Linked DNA regions of Homo sapiens: region 2 is linked to region 1. Evidence: chromatin contacts called from ENCODE Hi-C or POLR2A ChIA-PET data. All regions are on one chromosome and are shown on one strand. Each heading gives the region's core, a stretch centred on a gene start or an enhancer-like site at or near the end of the contact. The rest is flanking DNA. Distances are from core to core; before and after follow the strand shown. Region 1 overlaps KIZ (kizuna centrosomal protein). Region 2 holds the start of BETALINC1 (Beta cell long intergenic noncoding RNA 1).

Region 1 (3,577 bases), core at 68-2,567:
TGATTTGAACCAGAAATGCTGAATTTTTTAAATGAAAAAAATCCTATTTTTATTCATATTTTATAAACAATACAATGTTTTTAGAACCTGGAGTATATTAAAATGAGATTGAATTTCTAAAATTATAAGTTTTAGAAACTTGACAAGTTAAGTTTTAGAGAAATAACTCATTTAATTTTCAGAAGTTATTATTTTTAATGCCTGAGTTTTCGTCCATATTTTTGAAGGAAGTGGGAGGTAAATGGGACAGGAAGAGTGTTAAAGTATTATGTTATTATGATTGTATTATAAATTCAAGTTCTAGGTCTCCTAAAAGAAAGTTTAAAAGACAGTAAATTCTACAGATAATTTTCAGGGCCGAATGTTACCATTTGGCTTAATAATATATAGAGGCACTAAAAAACTCACTTCTTCCTAAACAGTCTTTACGTAGGTTCTTTGGGAAATTTTTAAAGACATTGAGAAAGCAATTGGATTTTGTAAAACATTTCTCAGTCTAATAATTTCACATCTTGTCTATATTTTACTAAACTAAAATCAAGCATTTTCCTCCTTCAAATTGAGACAGAGGTATTTTGTTATTAGTATCGTTTCCGTATGAAATTAATTTCCTAATAAATTACAAGTAATCTCATCATCCCCTTTAAGAAAACAAAAAAAAAAACCACACAAAAAGGCCTTGAAGGAACTCTTGGTTCTAGGCACTTGATAATAATCCAGTGATGAAAAGGTCTGGGTCCAGAGTGCGTGGGTTTGGCGTGCTGTTTGTCACGGTTTGGTTCTTGTGCTGGGCTTGGTGTTGTTCATATGCCACCCTGGGCTTTGGAGAGCTCCAGTTTTGCTGTTTGTGCTGGATTCACTGAAATTTCTTAGAGGCTTACATTTAAGGATCCCACTTACTGCAGTCACTCCTTGTGCTTTATTGCTTTTACAAGTGGTCTCGAAACCCGGTACTTGAGAATAAACATAACAGTGCAGTGCTGCTGTAGCACTTTTAAAATTCTTCTTTGCTCTATTTTGTCAGTGAGCTGATGAGCAACCTCAAAAAAAGAAAAAAAAAAAACCCACTGGACCTAAAAAAAAAAAAAAAAAAAAATGGCTTCCTCTGATGTCCTAGAGACAATAATTATGATGTGCTAGTTAAGCCCAAACTACAGCTGAGGGATTTTACTTTAAAGCAGCGGCTTGGGCGCAAAAATGCATTTATAGCTCTTTGTCTGCACCTCATTATGTGTGGGCCTGATTCATTAAGTAATTGGTTTGCAGTTGTTTACATGAGTATTAAGGCCTTCTTTTCAGCCGCCTTTGAGAGATACATTGTGCAAATGTTGCCTGTGATGAATGCAGAATGAGGGCCAGAGGGTCCGTCCTATTGGCTAAACAGTGCACTCCTGTTGAAAAGCCAGAGAAAGGGATTGGGTGCTGCTTTGCATAGCAATGACTTTCTTAATAAGCGTTACAGATTAATACACACAAGCTATAAAAGATGCAAAGAGATACTCTTAGCACATTTATACATGCTCATTTCATTGTGATGGTGGTGGGGTTCGGGTGCTTTCATATTCCGTTTTTCAGAGCAGCAGCTTCAGTGCATGAGCCGTAATAGAATCCGATGTTTATTGTATTATAAATCACGGGCAAGTAGGCAGATTGGCAACAGTTTATTATTAAAGATTCTTTCAGTGTAAATCTTTTTCTACCATTGTATTTGCTTCAGCAAAATCATTTTGTGGTTGAGTGGGGATGAAAAGCATAATGTACGAAGGAGTGAGTCCTAATAGGAAGCCGTTCTCCAAGTAAAGACCACTTGTTCCCTTTTGTTCAGGGGTGCATGCCAGAGCTTCCTCTCCTCTGCAAACATTGTCTCGCTTTACCTTCCCCAGCAAGCGGTTTTCACTCTCCCGGATCCATTTGTTCAATGGAGAGTATATTTTAAAAGCCTGCCCTTAGCTTACTGGTTCCTGCCTTGTAACTTCAGCTTACTGGTTGGACCAGATAATGTTTTACCAAAAGGAAAGGGTGTGTGCTTGCAACATAATTGCCTGGGGGAAAGGTAGCAGAAGTCACCCCGCCACTGTACCCTGGCAGGGCCACCGTGGGTGGCATTCTGTGCCAGCCTTGCAGCCACCAGAGCGGCCAGTGGAGGGCGCCAGCCTGCAGCTGATGCTCTGATGGCGGTGGCATTTTCTGTCTTTGCCTGGTCACTGTGCCATTTTCCCCAGGATAACATAAAGATTATAAGGAACCAATAGTCCAGTGAAATAAAAATGAGTTTTTCCTGAAAGTCCTTTAGGTTCTTATATAAAAGCACTCTTCTCTGTCTTGGGTTTGGCACATCTCCATTCTTAAATTCCACTGAATTAGCAGCTTCCTAAATATGTCACGTTTCTTATCACAAGCCTACATACGTTGTTTTTTCTGCACAAAGCAAATAAGAACAATCGCTTGATTATTTGAAGAGAAAAAGTTAAGTTGACCTCAGGCAGCTGAAAGTGGCATCTTCTGTAGGAACCCCGATTAACCATCAGGGGGCGCTCAGACTTTGTTAAATTACTGGTAGGCCTTTAAAACCTAAAATTAGTGTTTACAGAGATTTGTTGGCATAGTCATTGGGATTTTTTTCTTTCTGGATTATTTTTTGCCTTCTGTTTTTCAGAAACATATGTCTGTTTTGAGGAACGTTCAAGCTGAAATTGCTCCTTTAGAAATTGTAATACTGATTTCCACTAGCAGTCAAAAATTATTACAAATTTTAGAATTTGGAGTCTAAAGACTATGTCTTATAATAAATTAGCTATTTTCAGCCTTCTAATAAGACTCCAGAACTGGAAGGATACTTCCTGCTGCCGGGAGCCATTCCTCCTTATCCTGGACATCATAGACAGTGCTCCTGGCAGGACCCTCTGAGTCTCATTGCCACACTCAATTGGTGAGGCCTCAGAGTCACAATAACTTGGGTATATTTGTTAATGGGCCATGGCTATTTTTTCTTTTTTTAAAAAAATGATATGACAGGCCAGGCGCAGTGGCTCATGCCTGTAATCCCAGCACTTTGGGAGGCCGAGGCAGGCAGATCACTTGAGGTCAGGAGTTCAAGACCAGCCTGGCCAACATGGTGAATATCCCTATCTTTACTAAAAATACAAAAAAAATTAGCCAGGTGTGGTGGTGTGCACCTGTAATCCCAGCTACTTGGGAGGATGAGGCAGGAGAATCGCATAAACCTGGGAGGCAGAACTTGCAGTGAGCTGAAATTGCACCAATGCACTCATCTGGGCAATGGAGCAAGACTCTGTTTAAAAAAAAAAAAAAAAAAATGATGGCTGGGTGCGGTGGCTCACACCTGTAATCCCAGTACTTTGGGAGGCCAAGGTGGGTGGACCGCCTGCAGTCAGGAGTTCGAGACCAGCATGGCCAACATGGCAAAACCCTATCTCTATTAAAAGTACAAAAATTAGCTAGACATGGTGGCAGGCGCCTATAATCCCAGCCACTCGGGAGGCTGAGGCAGGAGAATCGTTTGAACCCAGGAGGCAGAGGTTGCAGTGCATCGAGATCGTGCCACTACACTCCAGCC
Region 2 (3,648 bases), core at 808-3,307, 300 kb after region 1:
ATGCATCGGCTGAATTACAAGGTTTGCTTTTGAGCCCTCTAGGGTTTTCTTTGAGAAGTTAATATTTACCTGACCCTGGTGAGTTTACACGCTTTGGGTGATCTTTTGGGAAAAAAGGTATCATGGCTGATATCTCAATAAAGTAAAAGATAAGGCCTGGTCAATTACAGCAGCAGGGGAAGAAAAAATTACATTTAGACCCAATCACAAAATTGTCATCTAGATTATGGTTGTCAAATTTTAACTGGTGTTGATGTTCTGTTGTGGATAGAAACAACTCATCATAAATCTCAGCGATTCTTTGACAGTTTTCAATTTCAATGGGAAGCACCATGGAAGTGAACTTGATAAAGGACTTGGCAATGAGGAAAAGTTTCCTTTTTTTTTCCTCTTGTCAATTTAGAGCTCATCTGAGAATTTAGAAATCTTCTTGGGTTTAACATTTAAAATTGTTTGCAGATCAACTTTTTATATTGTAAGGATTTCACTTCAGAGAAAATGGCATGGCCATTCTGCCTGCCACAGAGGGAATGAAATGACTCTAGACTTGTTCTAAAATGATTGAATTGATACATTAACAAGCGAACTGTTTTTACGTAAACGGTGTGTTTACTGGACGTATTTTTTTGCTGGGGGTGCAGTAACAAGTACCACAAACTGGGTGGCTTAAAAAGCAGAATCTTATAATCTCCCATTTCTGGAGGCCAGAAGTCCAAAGTCAAGGGGTTGGCAGCATGGTTCCCTCTGAGGGTAGTGAAGGAAGGGTCTGTTTGGGTCCTCTCTCCTTGCCTTGTAGATGACCATCTTCTCTCTGTATCTCTACCCATCTGTCCATGCTTCTAAAGTTTCTCTTTTTACAAGGATGCCAGTCATATTGGAATTAGGCACCACCCTAATGACTTAAATTTAACTTGATTATGTTTGTAAAGACCCTATATTCAAATTAAGTCATATTCTGAGGTACTGCAGATTAGGACTCCAACATACCTCTTTCTGGACAGGAGGGGGCACAATTTAACCCATGACACTTTGGATGAGTTTAGGGTGGGGATGATGAAGATCACAGAAGGCCCAAAGGCTCCAAGCCATCGTACCCTCGTGATGCCAAAATTTAGTCCAATTCTAGTGCCTGCCTCTGAGTACAAACGCCTTGGGTTTGGGTGTTCAGTGCGGTGGCGGGCCTCTGGGATTTGATGGTATATGACTTTTAAGCAGATGAAAATAATTTGGGATAGCAATCCCATTAGGAAAGTGGGCATATATGTATTAAATAAAAAAGACAAGAAAGTTTCCTGGATCTGTTTTTCCTGCCAGTGAAACAATGATGAACTTGGCCTATTTGAGCTCTGCCTACTATGGCCCTTTCACATCTTTTTTTTTCACCAAACATACTTCCTTTGGATATTACAATATCCAACTGTACGTCTCTGATAGACATCTAATTCTCGCTGAATTAATGGGAGATTTTAGGCTTAATAATAACTTCCAGTGAATATAAAGATGTAATTATAAGGCCTCTGTCTTTATATGACTCAAGACTTTTAGGAGCTCACAGCATACCAAGCATGGCCTCATTACTGTAATCCTCTTAACATCACTTGGACCCCAGTTACAAGTATCACTACCTCCACCTTAGGGGAGGAAAACCCAAGGAACAGGACAGCAAGGTCTATTGTCTGATGCTTCAAAGACGGACAGACAGGGCCCCACTGTTCCTTTATTATATTCTTTATTCTGGAGAGTTCTCCATTGAGCTAGATTGTCTTCCAAAGCTATCCTTGTTCTCCATTTTAGCTTCCCCAGTTGCTGTTTGCGTATGCTAGCTGGTATCTGGGGCAGGAGCAGTTCTGGATGAATTGAGAAGAAAAACGACAAAACTTCTATTATAACGCACTGTTTATTATTGGATCAATATGATCGATGACCACCTGTCAGATCTGTAACATTATCTGGGAACCAGCAGATGGAGCTGTTACAGATAGCATTCAGAGGTTTGTTTATTCTCCTGAGCACGTGTTTCCATCCTGGGGGAAATACCACTTCATTGTTACAACAGTGGAGTTGTCTGTGGCCAGATGTTGAGCACACCTTTTCTCTTGGTCCACGTCTGCAGAACTGGAAGGTCATTTGTATGCAGGGCCAAGGTTTTTACTTGGAAAAGGTAGGATGACAATCTTCTACCTCTCACAGGCCCTTATGGCAGAAACAGATGATTTCTGTGAACAAGGAGAAAATTAGATGTATTGTTTTTCCAGAAACCGCACACTTCGAATCACAGAAGTGTTTACATAGGGCAGGCTGGAGGGGACGAGAGAGACCTTGGTTGATGGTGACTCAGTTCATAAACACAGCATCAATATTGATAGACTCCAAAAGATGCATATGCAGGACATCTCTCGGGATTTGCAGGGACCGACTGTTCAGGTGAACATCCCGTACTGTTCGTTCGAGCAGGACACGGCAGATGCTTCTTTCTTGTTTTATGGAGGGTGGTGGTGGATTACTCTTCCCATCTTGTGCTTTTGAGGATGCTCCAAAAACTTTAAAAATTTATCCATGTTCCCTTTCACACAGTGGGTGTTTCTTTCCTCAGGCAGAAGGAAAACTTACCAATGGTTTTTGAATATGATAGGAAAGACCACCTGCAGGGAGAGAGTGGGACCCCTGCTCTCTGCCTCTGGTGAGGTCAGAAGGAAAGGAAACGTGGGGGCCATACGGAGGTGGAGGTAACAAACTGTTCCGACAGCCAAGGTTGATAAGTGTTCAAAAGTGTGCCCAAGGCCTTTTCCTCTCCTGTGGTTAATACTGAATTGGAAAATAGTGTCTGAAGAATCTCAGATGATGTAAATGTGGGATGAAGAGGTGGGGTGGGAGACCTTGTGTGATGGTTTCTGAATTATGAGTCTTTAAAACCTACCTGCAGCCAGGCGCGGCGGCTCACACCTGTAATCTCAGCACTTTGGGAGGCCAAGGTGGGTGGATCGCCTGAGGTCAGGAGTTCAAGACCAGGCTGGCCAACATGGTGAAACCCCATCTCTACAAAAATACAAAAATTAGCCGGGCATGATGGTGGGTGCCTGTAATCCCAGCTACTCGGGAGGCTGATGTGGGAGAATCGCTTGAATATGGGAGGCGGTGTTTGCAGTAAGGCGGGATTTCACCCTTGCACTCCAGCGCCTTCCAGTCTGGGTGACTGAGTGAGACTCTGTCTGAAAAACAAACAAACAAACAAACAAACAAACAAACACTTGCTATTTTCCCTGAGGGAAGATGGTATGAAGCTCATTAGTATCAACTACTTCCTAAAATGTTTTGAGGTAAAAAAAAAAAAGTTTTCTTTCTTTAACCAAAACTACAAATCATTAGTGAGATTTTGGGTTAAATGTTTATTTTATTCCCTTCTAGCTGACATCATTTTAAGAGTAAAAATTTAAACTACAATAAGAGCTTGAAGAGTGGGATTTTTATGTGTAAAACACTTAAAATTTAATTTAGAGCTAATATAATTGTTTTGTTTTAATCTGCTGTTGGAAGTATTTCTAGAATGTATCTGTCCACAATTCTTCCAATGTGATTAAAGTATTCTAAAGATAATTGAGCATTTTAAGAGGATCTTGTGATTTCTGGAGTTATTGCACAATTTCTGAA

The links. Hi-C counts contacts between places; a loop is a spot of excess contacts on that map. ChIA-PET counts read pairs that join two places held with the same protein, here RNA polymerase II (POLR2A). Pooled maps may share reads with other maps.
Region 2: a loop to region 1 is called in a pooled map, with 2.3 times the contacts of the local background. The contact joins the promoter of BETALINC1 here to the enhancer-like site in region 1. A Hi-C loop is called at or near these places in 3 of 168 maps with a recorded cell type or tissue (endodermal cell, posterior cingulate gyrus and posterior vena cava) and 3 of 50 pooled maps. POLR2A ChIA-PET finds 5 or more read pairs at or near these places in 4 of 52 experiments (HEK293, WTC11 and activated CD4-positive, alpha-beta T cell).

The regions. Positions count from the first base shown.
Region 1 is chr20:21,233,699-21,237,275 of GRCh38, forward strand. The region is part of intron 11 of KIZ (kizuna centrosomal protein); the gene reads left to right. Among named protein-coding and RNA genes, the nearest start is that of KIZ-AS1, 17 kb to the left of the region's middle. RefSeq lists an enhancer at 454-2,896. Within about 2 kb of position 1,318, at least 3 of the 41 ENCODE cell types and tissues checked have a DNase peak (open chromatin) inside an H3K27ac peak, as active enhancers do.
Region 2 is chr20:21,528,065-21,531,712 of GRCh38, forward strand. BETALINC1 (Beta cell long intergenic noncoding RNA 1) reads left to right here and starts at 2,058. Exons shown (of 2, transcript XR_007067726.1): 1 at 2,058-2,161; 2 at 2,256-3,648.